Regions from separate parts of the Mus musculus genome. Here region 1 is linked to region 2. A link is a loop called in an ENCODE intact Hi-C map of the cell type or tissue named here. Cell type or tissue: gastrocnemius. All regions are shown on one strand.

Region 1 (8,000 bases), 570 kb after region 2:
TACCTTACTAGAAATGTTTTTAGAGACTGTTTAGCACCTCAGCCAGCCAGCGCACATCACACTGTACCGTCAGCAATCTGGGCTTTCAGTTTTCCCCTAAGACAGGGTCTCAATACAGGGCTCAAGCTGGCCTGCTGCTAAAGCTGGTGATCCTCCTGCCTCAGCCTCCCAGGTGCTTACAGGCCCACAAAACCACACCCACTCCAGTTTTTATTGTTTTCTTCCAAAACAAAATCTTTACACCATTCCTGCCTCCTTCTATTCAAACTCTGTGCACATTACACAATCATCTATATGAATTGTTTGCATGTTAAACACTCAGATCTTTCAAGAATTCCCCCACAACATTGATTCTGAGTATTCAAATGAGTGGCCTACATTGACATCTAGGACTTAATTATGTTTTTTTCCAACACCTCAAGGTAACATATAGGTATTTAAGTAATCTTCAACCCAAGAGACAAAGTATCTACTAATAGGTGTATCCCAAAGCAACAAAACAGGGCTCTAGAGAGGATGGGCAACCAGGCAGCTGAGTGTGAGACACAGCCTGAGCTTCTAGCTGGAGAACAACATGCTGGAGGAAGGCTAAGGCTGGCTGAAACAGACATGCCTGCTCTGATTCAAGGATGGTGTTCCATTGTATTTAAAATATTTAGGCTGGATGCTGGGGTGACAGAGTATAGGGTTAGCATGTGCTTAGCATGTACGATCACTGCGTTCAACCCTCAACCTGGTAATAAATAAATAAACAAACAAACAAACATCACTCTGTCTCCTCACACAGTGCTCTCAAGCTGTCTGAACCTCTAAGATAGACCGGGGTGCCCAGTCAGTCACTGCTGTTCCCAGACGAAACAAAGTAATTCCCAAACTATTCAAACCAGAAGAAGATGATCAATTTCATTCTTAGCTTTAATGTCATCATTTGATTTAAATGTAAGTGAGTGTCCTCAGAGGCAGCTGCTGCTAATAACTAATGATGGATGAATTGGTAAGTTTAGACTCCAGCAAGTGTTTGCTGGGCTATGAGATTCACCAGGGCAACACACACACCTTAAACCCGGCAGGAGCCAGGGGAAGCAGCGGGAGCAGGGCACCCCTCCGAGGGAGCGAGCAAGCGAGCGAGTGGCAGGTTGTCATTGTCTAAAGACACAGTTCACAGTTAGGGAATGAATGTGGACCCTTAAATAAGAGAACCAGTCCAAGTGCATGCTTTTCTTTCCAAAAGTACAGGTGAAAACGGTGTCCAAATTGAGAAAGCCAGGTGTGGGGGTGCAGAGCTGGGACCCTGCACATCCAGTTCTCAGGGGCTGAAACGCACTGATCAGGCTAGAAGCATCTCCGGGGCTATACACCAGACCCTATCTCAAAGGCCCAAACCAGAACAAACAAAGTGTCAAGGGTGCAGCTTAGTGTGGAGTGTGTGCCTCCCACAGACGAGGTGCAGAAGCTGGGGTTAGTAAACAGCCCTTTGGATCAGCCTGATGGTAATAAAGTACTGCGATCACTAATCCTCAGTGAAGACTTGAGGGGAGGATATGTGTATTCACTGTGGGCTGTCATTCTGCATAAATTCTCTAACACTAAAAAGAAGCTAGGAAAATCAAACAAGACTGTGAGCTGCCAATGTGAGCACAGACAGCATGATCACATCGGTTACAACTTCTCAAGGGACGAGACCTCAACTTCACATCTAAAGGAAACCGTGCAATGCTCACCAAAAGCTGTCTAACTTGGGCCAGCAAGATGGCCGGCCCTCTGTATGTAAAGGTGCCTGTCATCCAGTCTGACAACCCAAGTCCAATCCCCAGAACCCACCTACATATGAGGGGACATGCTCACCATGGCACATACACTTACATGCATATCATGGACACACAGATGATCATTTTCTTAATTAAAAGAAATGTCTGACTCAATCCTTGTATTCACAGATGACAAAAACAGTTCAGAATTATAAGAAAACTATTCCCCACACATACATCTAAATGTCAAAATCTGGGCTCCAATGTACCTCTTTTATTATAGCATGATGCAGAATAAAATACATAGTAAAACAGCCTATTGAGTTTCTGCAAGTGACTACTAAAAGAGAGACGTCCGCACCCCCCAGTGTGGTTAAAGCTCAAGGGTTTCTGGAAGGATAAGAAATGCACACATGGCCAGTCTTTCCTGAGACTACGGTACGCTGTGTTAGAGGAATTAACATCACTTTACAGGCAAGAAGAAGGGAATGTGGTCAGGCAGCAGGAAACAACCTCCTCTGCAGTGGCTTGGTCAAAGGCATAGAACTAAAAAAAAAAGAAAAGAAAAGCCTTGCGTGAGAGCGGCTGAAGTGCAGATTCAGTGTCAGAAACTAACCAAGTGGATCAGGACTGGGTGGTCATTAACCAACTCGGGATCTCCTAGAGTAAGATTATCGAGAGGTGGAAGAAGACACCAGAAAGGCCACATGGCATGAAGCAAGGCCCCCTTTCGGACCCCAGTGAGCTGTTTTACTCCAGGTTCAGCAAAGCACCTTTACTGGTGCAAGTGTCTTAGACATAATTTCATGCTTAGTAACTATATCTATCACTTTACCCTCTAATACAGCAGGGTTGTCAAAGTACGGGTCGCAACCCCCTCTGACTTTGTATAATGGATTGCCTGCATATCAGATATTTACATTACGATTCATAACAGTATCAAAATTACAGTTATGATGCAGCAATAAAATACCTTTATGGGTGGGAATCACCCCAGCATGAGGAACTATATTAAAGGTCTCGCATCAGGAGAGAACCATTGCTCTGATCCCATAAACACGTAACCTGCTGGCCACCTAATTACCCACCCCTGTGACCCAGTCATCTTGCCAAATTATCTTAAAACATTCAACTCTCCGTGCTTATTGGTCAACTTTTGAAACAATCGTGATAGTGACTGCTGGGACGACTGAACTGTCGCCTACAGTCAGGCTTGGGGAGCGGGGCAGAAAACAGGCTTATAGAATACACAGCCCAAAGCTCAGCTTCTTGGGTCTCCAGTCCATGATCCCATAACTGAACTAGGGACAGCTGTGACAAACTGGACAAGCTTCAAGGGTTTGTGAATGAACAATCACCCAAAATTAATTCCAAAATCAAACATCAGGCTTCATTAGAAAGCAAGCTAATGAAGACACATTGCAAAAAAAAAAAAAAAGAAAGAAAGAAAGAAAGAAAGAAAAAACAAAAAAAACCTAAGGACTATGGCTCCCAAGTTCTCTCCTCTGCCTCCACATAAATGAATTTTGATTTGGATCAGGACAGAACATCTAAGAGTTTCTTAAATGTCCCTAAACGTCCTTCTGGCATTTCTCACTACATGTTTTATGGGAAACAGTTTCTCACCAGAGACATAAAAGTCAAACTATCAATCCTGATGACTGCAGAAAGGAAGCACTCCAAGAATGGAGGAGCCTACCTTTAATTTCATCGCTCGATTGACAAGTGGAAGCAGGAGATTCAGGAGTTCTCCAAACACAGAAAGGAGTAAGGGGGTGGAGAGCAGGAGGGACACAGAGGAAAGGAAGGCAAGGCAGTGACCTGCTCATTTCTCCATGTTCCTTCAGATAAAGCCTAAGTTTTAGGGCTGTCCCCCTCCTTTCTGGAATGATGCTAAGCTGCATGCCCACACACGCATACTAGCCCAGCAGCAAGAAAAGGCAAGGGAACCAGCTTTACCTGAGATGGCTGCAATAAGTGCTTTATAGTTTCCACGTCAGAGTCCAGTACAACCTAGCACCTACCTTGTGGCTTTCACTTCACTCACACCCACACTCACTCTCGCGCACACACACGCACACCTCCTGCCAGGCAAGCAGCCAAGCCAGTGCCATCTCAAGCTGAGAAGCCGCTCACCTCCTTGTTTCTGCTCTATCCAATCTCCCTCCCAATAAGTCTTTCCCAACCAGGACTCCCACAACCAGAGACAGCGGCCAGCTTCAGCCAGTGCTACAAACTCCCAGTGGGCAGCCCTGGTCTCCGGAAGACATCCTGGACACCTGGATTAGCTGCGGGCTGCTGCTGATTTCCAACCAGGACCCTCTGCTGTTCGCTGATTACTAAGTACAGAACTCAGCAGTTCATGAACCACACTGCACCAGGCTGTGAGAACAGTAATCTCCCGTAAGGAGCAGCCGCACACCAAGCTGAAGGTGTACTAGAGTGGCCAGTAGGGAACCGATTCTGGAGGCACGCTCACGACAGTCTGAAGACAGGCACTCTCTGAGCCAGGCCACAACACCAAGACAAACACATCACACTCATTTTCACACAAAGGCAGAACAGTGATCTGAATCAAGGCCTGATCTGAATCAAGATCTAAATTCAAAATATTGAAGACTTATTTGTAATCTATTTCACCCAATAAAGCTACTGCAGGTTTGCTCTGCACCTTATTTTGACAAGTGAAAAAATTATGTAAACTTCCATACTTAACAGAATAAAATTTCAATTCATCAAGTGTTTCTCTGTTTCTGACCTGCTGACGCATCCATTTCTGAGTCCCCTTCCCTCCACTGTTCCACAGCTTCACTCAGCCTTCCCTCCCTCTACTTCAAACTCACCTTGTGAGTAAATGAAGGCCTCTCTGCACTGTATGAAGATGTTAATGCTCCAATCAAATGGCATAAATAAATGGTAAGTTTTTCACTAAACCCCTCAGTCTAAACCTGGTGTAATGGTGCATGCCTGATATCTCAGTGACTGGAAAGTAGAGGCAGGAGAATCATGAGTTCAAGGCCAGCCACCACTACATACCAAATTCAAACTCAGCGTGACCTACAGAAGACCCTGTTTCAAAACTGCAGCAAAGGTGGAAATCAAGCAAACAAACAACCCCCCCACCATGAACTACTGAAAGGTAAGGGGGACCATAGACAGCACAGTACTCCCGAGATCACAAAAGTCCTGTGCAACTGTCTAAGGCAGGGTGTTGTTCAGGTCACGTGACCTGCTGAAGAGAGTTACTCGCTGGACAGTTCACATTCCAAGCAAAACAGAACCTACAAGCAGGCTGTTTCTCATTTTCACTTTCAATTCATTCTCAGAAGATGGACAGCAAGCTCCCTTACACTCAAAACTGCAAATCACTCTGATGCTCAGAACCTACTCCGGGAGGGTAGTAGGATTTATTCAAGTAAGAACACAGACACGCCCAATCTTAATAGCACCTTTCTAACAGTCTCACTCTGGCCAGGCATGGATGCCTATGCATTTGCCAAAAAGCATACACACACCATGTGCAATTACCGGACCCGGGCAGAAGCCCTAAGGAGAGTGAGCTTGGGAGTGGACATCAGCCTCTCTCTGGATAGAGAACCCTGGCAGGGCTCTGTCCTCTGCTGCTCTTTTCTGGGGTTGTTTTGTGGATGTTAGGTTTTTTGGGGGGTTGGGGGAAGTGGGGGGGGGTGTTTGTTTGGTTTGGAAACAGGGTTTCTCTGGCTGTCCTGGAACTCACTTTGTAGACCAGGCTGGCTTCAAACTCAGAGATCTGCTTGTCTCTGCCTTGAGAGTGCCACAACCCACCACGCCCTTTGTTGCTCTTATTTGATTGTGCTACATTATTACATACATGAGTATTGTCTCCCTCAAGTAGTAGTAAACACAAGAAAGTGGGCATTATCTTTGGTTAGGGAGGGTCAGTTCTTTTGACAGGAGGTCTTAGCTACACTTGCCTGGAAAGTGTGATCTTTCTACACCCAAAGTCCTGGGCTAGAAGCATGCCATAAAAAGCCCTGCTGTGGCAACTGTCTGGATCACTGCTGTAGCCCCAGTTCCAGTCAGCTGGTGCTAGATGGATACTTGACTAAACTGAGTGAATGAACAGACTACAGGAATCACACCACTCCTGAAACCTTCGACTTTGTCAATGAACCATGACCCCAAAATACACGGAGCTCAGCAATCTGGCAAAATTATCACTATGAAAGATTCGATTATCCCATGTGGCATGTCTAATTAGCACAACCAATCCCAGTAACTGTAAACACAGCCCCCTTCTCAACCCCAGGAAAGAAGAATTACCCACGTGGGAAAATGGAGCCTTCAGTGATTCCATAATCTTCCGACTTTTTTGATGCTGTGGATTTTAAGTCCACTTATTCCACCCCTTTTTTTAATACTGTTCCACAGAAAGTAGCACAGAGTCCACTTTTCCTACCTGATTCTCCACTCCTTACACACACACACACACACACTCACACACAACCACAGATCACTTGCAGGTGGAAGATGGTTTGGAGAATCTCCTAGATACAACCCAGAACACAAAAACGGAGATGAAGCAGGTGCAGGTCTTTGGTAAATAACTCCAGACCCACACTGCAAAGAGTAACTTTTTTCATTGATTCATAAATCACAATCTCTACGGCGAAGTTCATAAAGGAGGTAATGGATTTGCTTTATCACGTGGGAAGCCGTGGTGCTTCTGGCAATGCACAAAAACACGTTTGGAACCCACCCGCGCGCGTTTCGTTTTTTTCGGGGGAATCTGTGTACTTCAACCCCACACAGCGGTGTCTGCTCTATTAAAATAAACAAATGACAGGAAAGCGAATGCAGCTTTTCAAGATTAACACAGATTCCCAGAGACAAGGCTGCCATCTGGACGGACACAGGTTGGAAGCCGCAAGAGTTCCTATCGCTTCAGAGAGTTGAAAATAAGAAAACATTTCAACAGCACTCTTAAAAGTTTCCACCTTCACACGCCCCCTTCCCGAGCCAGGGCCTGGGGCTCCACCTAACCCGAGGAGGAACTCCGCCAGGACTTCCGTCTTCCAGTAGGATCGAGACCCTTCCTTCCTGCCGCAGACCCCCGCCCTGCCCCGCGCAGGGCCCCAAGGAAATGCCGCGTCCCTTCCCCTGGCACAATCCCCTCGCTTCCCGGTACCAGTCCCCAGTTTAAAGTCCCGGCTCCAGCCTCCAACCTCAGTCCACACCTCGAGTCCCCAAGTCCCCAACCCCAGTCTGCAGCCCTTACCCCCAACCCCGTCCCTGAGCCCCCAGGCCCTAGTCCCCAGCCACAGTCCCCGAGTCCCCGGTGCCCAGACCCAGAGCTCCCCGTCCTCAACTGCGACCCCGTGGTCAGGACCCAACCCCGAGCCCCGGTCGGTCCTATCCCCAGTGTCCCGGCCCCGCCTGCCGTGTCCAGCACGCCTTCCCCGCGGCCACTCGGCCCCGCGCCCGGTCCGCCCGCACACGACCAGGCCCGCGGGCGGCGCCTCGAAGGCGGGGACCGGCCCCCCGGGCCGCGCTGCCGCCGCACCTACCATGGTACAGATGGAGGCGAATTTGGAGACTGTCATTAGGATTTCCATCCGCCCGGCGCCATCTTCCAGACAGTCGCGGCGGGCGGGGGACGCGGGGAGCCGGGCCGCCCGCTCGCTCCGCAGCCCGCGGCCGCACCCGGAGCCGCCGCCGACCCACGCTTCTAGCCTGCTGGGCCGCCGCTGCCGTCGTCGCCGCGGGCGCTCAGGCTTCCTCCGGCCCAGCCCCCGCCCGCCGGCCGCCCGCCCGCCCCCGGCTCCGCCCCGGCGCACGGCGCAGCCGCCGCCTCAGGGCCCGCGCCTGCCCGGGAAGCCGCTCACAGCACACCCCGCCCAGCGCGCTGGGGAGAGAGCTCCGCGCAGGCCCTACCGCCCCGACGACCGGGCAGCGTCCTTCCGCCCCGCCCGCCTCCGGCGCCGCCACGCCCACCGCAGCTGTGCCACGCCCATGGTGCCCCGCCCTCCCACGGGGGGGGGGCGAGCTTGGGGAGGACGGCTCCACCCAGTGCGCGTTGGGGCGGGGCGAGACCCGTGCCGCGTTCCTCCTGCAGATGGGTCCTAGCGCCGACGTGAAGCACCTACCTTAGCTTGCAAGAGCGGGTCTTTAGGGGATCGAGCCTTTGCTCTGCGGCGTCTGTGACATCAAGCAGCCTTTAGAGCGACTGACAGTCAGTTGAAACAGAAGACGGAGACCATATCTGGGAAACTG
Region 2 (8,000 bases):
TCATGAGCTAACATGCTTCCTACTTTTTTTGTTTTGATTTGGCTGTTGGTTTATTGAGGTAAGCTCTTACTATGTAATCCTGGCTGGCCCAGAACTCACGATGTAGGCCACTAACAATCTCTTCATCTGTGATTCACCACTGCCTTTAGAGACTTACTGAACTGATATTCTAAGATTCTAAGAAGCAGTGTTCCCTCTCCTCGTCTCCTCACCAAGGCAGAAAGTCTGCTTCGAGGATAGCACTCAAATGTAGCCCCCACAACCAGAAACTCCCGAGGCTAACCATTCCACACTGAAGGATGGCCTGATACAGACAGCCAGAGCTCTTGTGTGTTTTCTCAATCCTCAGAGCCATGCACAGTGTGTTGTTTCCTGTTGGTTTTCAGTCTCAGAGACATCAACTTTGAGTCTTCAGTAGACACAGTAGGCAAAAATTATTTTCATCTCAATAAATTGCAGTGAGACAGTGGTGGTCATTTTCTATTCACCATCTTTTCTGGAAGGAGTACAGGACATCATCATCTACAAAGACGGTAGACTGTACTCCTAACTATCCTGGGATGCACAATGGAGCCCTCTGTACATCACAAAGACAGTGGGCTGTACTCCTAACTGTCCCAGGATGCACGAGGGAGCCCTCTGTACATCAAGAACATGTATTATTCAAGCCTAAAATTTTAACATGATGAATGCTTTTAGACACAATTTCGAGAGACAAAGATAAATTTTAAGAAGATGATCAATTTAATACTCAGATATGAGATATATGTGTTGAATTGTGTCTGACTTGGTGATAACTTTTAAAGCAAAGGCCTAGACCTACTAGCTCCTAAAAGTTGTTTTGTTGTTGTTTATATGTTGAGTTCTTTATTGTAAGACTTGACACATGCATTTGACTAGTGGATGCATTTAAAATAAATAAATAAATAAAGCCAGGCGGAGGTGGCACACGTCTTTAATCCCAGTACTTGAGAGGCAGATTTCTGAGTTCGAGGCCAGCCTAGTCTACAGAGTGAGTTCCAGGACAGCCAGGGATACACAGAGAAACCCTGTCCTGAAAAGCCAAAAATAAATAAATAAATGAATAAAATAAAATAAATAAATAAACTAGGCAGGCGGGTGGTAGCGCACACCTTTAATTCCAGCATTCAGGAAGCAGACGCAGGAGAATCCTGAGTCCAAGACCAGTCTGGTCTACAGTGAAACCTTGTCTGCAAAACCAAAAACCAAATAAAAAATGCAAACAAACAAAAACAAACAACCCTCCTAATTTTAAAATGCAATGCTAGTTAGTTGTCTTAGGGTTTCTATTCCTCCGATGAAACACCACAACCAAAAACCAAGTTGGGGAGGAAAGGGTTTATTTACACTCCCATCACTGGAAGAAGTCAGGACAGGAACTCAAACAGGGCAAGAACTTGGAGGGAGGAGCTGATACAGAGGCCATGGAGGGGTGCTGATTACTGGCTTGCTCTGCCTGTTTTCTTATAGAACTCAAGGCTACCTGCCCAGGGAAGCACCACTTACAGATAGTGGCTGGGCCACTAACTGAGAAAATGCCTTACAGCTGGATCTCATGGAGGCATTTCCTCAACTGAGGCTCTTTTCTCTGTGATGACTCTGGCTTGTGTCAAGTTAACACACAAAACCAACCACTAAACTAGGTGTAGTAACACATGTCTTCATTCCTAGCACTCAGGAGAGAGGCAGACTAATCTCTGTGTGCTCCAGAGCAGCCTGGTCTACAGAGTGAATTCTAGAACATTCAAGAATGTGTGTGTGTGTGCGCGCACACACACACACACACACACACACATATGAGACCCCTTGGGGGGAGCAAGATTCACTCAGATGTTAATTTAATTAATAATATCAAAAAGTAAAGGATTTCCATTTGCACTGCAATCAGTAACTATTAGCAAAGTGCATTTTTGGTGGTCACAGCAGAAACTTGGTTTTTTTTTTTTGGGTGGGGGGGGTGTTTCGAGACAGGGTTTCTCTGTATATCCCTGGCTGTCCTGGAACACACTCTGTAGACCAGGCTGGCCTCGAACTCAGAAATCCGCCTGCTTCTGCCTCCCAAGTGCTGGGATTAAAGGCGTGCACCACCACGCCCAGCTTAGAAACTTGATTTTTGAAACAGATGTTTAATAAGTGGAAATCTAATGACAAAAAAAGTCAAGTTCTTTAAAATATTAAAAAACCAGAGATCTTCTCCTCCAAGGCAATATTCTTGGATTAACTAAGCATAAGTAAGGCAAAATGAATACCTTATTTTCCTTTGAACATTCTTCTAACAGATGAGACTGTATCCATGCTTCTGATGTTTGTGCCTCTTTTGAGAGCTGCTCATCTGAATAAAAACAAAAGTTGTATTATTCAGCAAACTGCCTCTTTGAAGTCCCGGAACACCCAGTAGTCTCCCGACTCCTCTGCAAAGCCAGAGCTAAATTCTCCAGAAGGTTCTGTTATACCATCATCTAGGTAATTAGAGACTCATACAATTAGATAACAAAAAAAAAAAAAAAACCTCCCAGAAGGTCTCTCCTCCTACACTGTCACCGCTCCGAGGATTGCGCCTCCTCCTTTCTCAAAGGCCTTCGTACCGTATCACGTTCCCATCTGGGTGTAGCTAGGGTTAGGTGAGGAAGTTAGTTTAGTTCTAAGCCTTCACTTCGTTGTCAACCGCCCCCACCATCCCGCTACTGGTTCTTTTCCTTATCCTGTTAATCGAGGCCCCCGACTAGGGTTAAGATGAAGTCCCTACTCCAGTAAACGAACTGGACTCAGGAACCCGACCAATCTCACCTCAATCTAGCCTCAAGTAACGCTTCCCCTGCGACCTGGATTTGGCTTTGGGGCCGGCCAATCAGCAACTAGCAAAGCTCAACCAGCAAGCAATAAGCCAATCGGATAAGAGGTAAGTGTCTCTCCCCTCGGAACCCCGCCCCCTAGCACGTCCTCCTCTCCGAGGCGTCTCCCGGAAGTAGTAGTGAGACTCACCAAATGACCCTTCCCCCGCCCCGTGTACCCAACGCCCCCTCCCCCCGACCCCACCTCCAGCGCGATGACCCGCGGTTGTTCTCACCGAGGCGGCGAGGGGGCGGAAGGTTCTTGGCCGAGCCTTCGAAGGCCGCTACGCCCTCTAATCTTCCCCTGAGGCGCGAAGCTCAGAGTCTGTGTTGCTGCTCGGAGTCGACCTGGCGGAGAGAAAGCTAAGAGAGGAGCGTCCGATCTCCGGCCTTCTCGCACCGCCTCGGAGAACTAAGACTGGCCACCGTCTGCAGCGACCCTGCCGGTGCGTCTGGAAACGGCGCTCCCCGGAAGCCGAGCCGCGGCGCCCGAGTTCCGCATCTGCTGTGCGCAGGTCCGGCTGTCGCGGGCTCGGGTCAAGGCACTCAGAGCCCGTGGCGGCTTCAGGACCGAAGGCGGAGGCGCCTTTCCACCCTTTGGAAATGCCAGCTCCTCTTCTCGTATTTCAGTGTCCTTTGACGAAGTCTGGAGAAAAACGCATCTGTCAAGCTGTTCGTTGCTCATTACTACCCGGGTTAACTACCCAGTTTGAAATTTTCCCTTAGTGTAGTTCACTGGGATGAGGAAACTAAATATCAAGTGCTTGTGATGAGAAAGCACTTCGAAGCTCCCAATATTAACCATTCACGTTCTTTCTCTCCCGCTATCCCTTGTCTAATTTCTTTTTTCATTATATGACACCAGATTTACCCAACCATTTCTTGTGGTCCTGGTAGGGCCCTTTCCTGACACCCCCATCAGCCAAATGGCTTAATCAGTTTAATACGCGCATACTGCTGTGATTCATAACTCTTTCCTCCCTTCTTTCATTATTGAGTGACTTTGTTTTGTTTTGAGACGGGGGCTCATATAGCCCAGGCAGGCCTTTAGCTGGTGAGCTTCTTGCCCTTCTTAGGGATGTGCTACCATGTTTGCTGGGTGCTTTGTTACCATGATGTAGCAAGCCTTAGCATCAATGAAACTACTAGAGTAAAAGGTGATACTGTCTATCAGGAGGATTCCCCTCCTCTCTCCCCATCTGTTTAATATTTAAAACATAGGAGAGTGTTACAGATTTCTCCTGTAGAAAAGTGACCCCAATTGGGGAGACCAATGGCTTTAAAGTGGGTTGGGTCTTATTTAGGGTGTCCTGCTTGGTGATTATTTTCTCTCCCTTTGAATATTGATCCAAACTGTCTATATGTCCTTTTATGTTGTTGTTCTGAGGATAAGACTTTCCTTTGAGTTTCCTTCTGGAAGTAAGGTTATTGTTGGAGTTCCTTTCCCCAACTTCATCAGGGAGCTATGTGATGGAGACAGTGGTGGGTGTATGTCTCTGTGTAGCCTGACTTTGTTTTTTTTCTAGTATCCAATTGCTTCATGATTCTCTAAAGCTTTCTTTGTATAGCTCTATTTGGGATTGTGGTGGTTTGAATAGGAATGGTCCCCGTAGATCCATGTGTTTGAATGCTTGGCCATAGTGAGTGGCACTATTAGGAGGTGTGGCTTTGTTAGAGGAAGTGTGTCACTGTGGAGGCAAGGCTTTGAGGTTTTAGATGCTCAAGCTACAGCCAGTGTGAAACATATTCAGTCTCCTCCTTGCTGTCTGTGTATGGATTAAGATGTAGAGCTCTCAGCTCCTTCTCTAGTACCATTATCTCCTGCACACTGCTATGCTTCCCACCATGATGCTAATGGACTAAACTTCTACAACTATAAGCCAGCCCCAATGAAATGCTTTCCTTTACAAGAGTTGCCTTGGTCATGGTGTCTCTTTACAACAATAGAAACTTTGACTAAGATGGGGAGATGTCTATTTTTTTTCTTACTCTGACTATGTCTTTCAGAGGCACACATCAAGCCAGCCCTCTCATCTCTCACCTTACCTTGAAGTCCCTTCCATTTCTTTTTAATACTGGAAGTGGGACTTGTGAACAGACGTTCCCCCCTCCCCTCCAGGGACATGTTAAACACTCTACAAGGCAGATTGGTTAAAAGTTCCATGATTGTGTTACAAGTCAAAGCCAAATAACCCTGGGATATCTCTCGCCATGTCCCCCCACAATAACCACTTATCACCCATGTCTGTGTGTAACCTAACGTCCTTGTGACTAGCAGGTTAGGCCTTATGGAAAGTCCCTTAGCTTCCACCAACTCAAAATAATCTAAGCAGATAGCATCTGTGGCCAGTAGCACATACTTTCCTGCTTTTACGAGATCTGCCTGCCTGTTAACACCAACCTCCACCCTCCCTCCCTCCCTCCCTCCGTCCCTCCCTCCTTCCCTTCCTTCCTTTTGTCCTTCGAGATAGGGTAGCCCTGTGTAGCCTGGGTGTCCTTAGCTTTATAGACCAGACTGGCCTTGAACTCAGAGATCTGTCTGCCTCTGCATCCTGAGTGCTGAGACTAAAGGCGTGTACCACCAGATTTGGCTTTATCCATCAAGGTATCTTGAAAGTATCTCAATTTTATTTTCTTTGTTCTGTTACTATAAAACCATCATGAGCTGGGCAGTGGTGGCGCACGCCTTTAATCCCAGCACTTGGGAGGCAGAGGCAGGCGGATTTCTAAGTTGGAGGCCAACCTGGTCTACAAAATGAGTTCCAGAACAGCCGGGGCTACACAGAGAAACCCTGTCTCAGGGGAAAAAGAAAGTCATGAATCTGTTACTGCTACGGAACATGGTATTTGGAATAACTGAAATCTGTCTTCCCAAGCCGTGGCCGCTCACATTTGGCTCCAGGACAAACTCATTCTTTCTGAGGCTAGAACTGCTTTTGCATTAAGGGGTTTTGGTGGCTGAATGTGGAGCCCCAAAGATGATCCAATTTCGTAATAGGAGTCACTGGATTGTTGCCAGGCTGGGCCTCTAGTGCCAACTGTTTGGTGTTGATTCCTCAGCGGAATGCTGGTGAGTTGTTTCTGGGACTTAGACCTACCTTGGTTTGCTTTATTTTGCACTGGTTGTGAGGATCCTCTTAGTTTGGTTACTTTATTATTCTCCCTGTTTGCTTAGGGAGCTCTTTGTTTGTTTAAAGTCATCTGTTTCTTTTGGTTTCTGCCTGTGCCCGGTTCGGTTTGTTTGCTTTCAGGACATTTGGTTTGTTCATTTGCTTTCGGCTTCTCCTCCCGTGTCTAATTCATGGAAGGAGGAAATGTTCAGAGAAAAGCTGCCATGTGGTACTCCAGCTGGTTTTATGTTTGATAATTGTGTTAGTTTAACTTATATGTATTTGGAAAATGGGGAAATCTAAAGATAACTTGGCTTTATGTATCTCTTCATTGAAACATTTAATCCAAAATTGGATGGGGGTTGGGGGGGGGGGGAATACACACACACAAAACTAAAAACCCCAGAGAATTTAAAGTGAATAGGCAGCCTGTTTTGACTTAAAACAAAACAAAACAAAACAAAAACTTACATAAAAAAGAATTGATAAAATTGGTAGTCAACACAAGTTGACAGGCTCACTATATTGAAGTTAAAAGGAGCTATTAAAGATCAATAGGAAATTGGTGAGAAAATGTTAGAGATTAAAGAAATTTTGAAAAATTGAACTCTTCTCAACTCTCTATCCCTCCACCTGCAACCCCTCCCCTGCCCCGAGTCAGGGTCTCTCTGTGTAGCCCTGACTGTCCTGGAACTCCCTTTGAGGATGAAGCTGGCCTGGAACTCAGAGATCCACCTGCCTCTGCCTCCTCCTGACTTCTGTGATCAAAGGTGTGTGCCATTGGCACTGCAGCCACCGCAGCCACCACCACCAGGCTCAACTCTCTATTTTCATTCATATTTTTCTTTCTTTCTTTCTCTTTTAAAGATTTATTTATTTATTTTATGCATATGAACACACTGTAGCTGTACTGATGGTTGTGAGCACCAGAAGAGGGCGTCAGATCTCATTACAGATGGTTGTGAGCCACCATGTGGTTGCTGGGAATTGAACTCAGAACCTTTGGAAGAGCAGTCAGTGCTCTTAATGTCTAAGCCATCTCTCCAGCCCATATTTTTTCTAACCTTGATTTTTTTTTCTTCTTTGTTTCCAAGCAGAACAAAAGATTTTTGTAATCGTTTTAAAAATAAAACTTAAAAACTTCATGTGGTGGCACATAGCATTAATCTTACCACTAGGGAGGCAAAGGGGGGGGGTGGGGAGGGATCTGAGTCTTCAAAGCCTGCCCGGTCTATGGAGTGAGTTTCAGGACAGCCAGGGCTACACAGAGAAACCCTGTCTGAAAACCCAAACCAACCAAACCCAAAAAAAAAAAAAAAAAAAAAAAAAGAAGAGAAAAGAAAGAAAGAGAAAGAAAGGAAGGAAGCTAGAAAGCAAGAAAGCTAAGAGATTCCATAGCATATTTAAAATAGGTATTTTAGAATTACTTTATAGAACGTGTTGCCTGTGTGTATACACGTGCTGCACATGTGCATGGTCCCTGCTGGAGTTAGAAGAGGGCATCGGACCCTCTGGAACTGGAGCTATAGGTGGTTGTGAGCCACCATGTGGTATTGACAAATGAATCCACATCCTTTTCTACAACAACCTGTATTCTTAACCCTTGCGTTACCTCTTCAGCTCTAAAAAGTTTGTATTTCTAAAGGCAAGACTCTGCTGCCTCTCTCTGTCTTTCTCTCTCTATTTCTCTCTCTCTGTCTCTCTCTGACTCTCTCTCTCTCTACACACACACACACACACACACACACACACACACACACACACACTAGAGTCTCTTTATATAGCCCTAGCTGTCCTGGAACTCACTATATATACATGCTGACTTAGAACTCACAGTTATCTGCCTGCCTCTGCCTTTCAAGTTCCAGGATTAAAGGTGTTTACCACCATGGCCTTGATTAACTCTTAAATAGAAAAAGATAATGCATTAGTTACATATATTATTGAAGAGACCAAATACCCCAAGCTATGTAAGAAAGGAATTACTTTGACTATGAGTTCAAAGTATAGTACATCATGGTTGGAAAATCACAGTAGC

What was found. Hi-C counts contacts between places; a loop is a spot of excess contacts. Peaks named below come from ENCODE experiments on the same cell type or tissue, not always from the same donor. Only the 100,000 strongest peaks of a DNase experiment are listed, where the experiment ranks them.
Region 1: it touches region 2 in a loop (4-fold over the local background); 2 of 42 quality-filtered maps call a loop at or near these places.

The regions. Positions count from the first base shown.
Region 1 is chr5:146,787,321-146,795,320 of GRCm38, forward strand. It overlaps Usp12 (ubiquitin specific peptidase 12), which reads right to left and starts at 7,636. Exons shown (of 9, transcript NM_011669.3): 1 at 7,295-7,636. The coding sequence starts at 7,342. In gastrocnemius, no CTCF peak of the experiment used is centred here; DNase peaks (open chromatin) are centred at 3,869, 6,554, 6,863, 7,230 and 2 more places; H3K4me3 peaks cover 2,980 bases; H3K27ac peaks cover 2,227 bases.
Region 2 is chr5:146,218,132-146,226,131 of GRCm38, forward strand. It overlaps Rnf6 (ring finger protein (C3H2C3 type) 6), which reads right to left and starts at 3,326. Exons shown (of 5, transcript NM_028774.3): 1 at 3,089-3,326; 2 at 2,271-2,353. It overlaps Gm38745 (a long non-coding RNA gene), which reads left to right and starts at 5,586. Exons shown (of 2, transcript XR_868694.1): 1 at 5,586-5,922. In gastrocnemius, a CTCF peak has its summit at 3,293; DNase peaks (open chromatin) are centred at 2,948, 3,284 and 5,861; H3K4me3 peaks cover 2,779 bases; H3K27ac peaks cover 2,996 bases.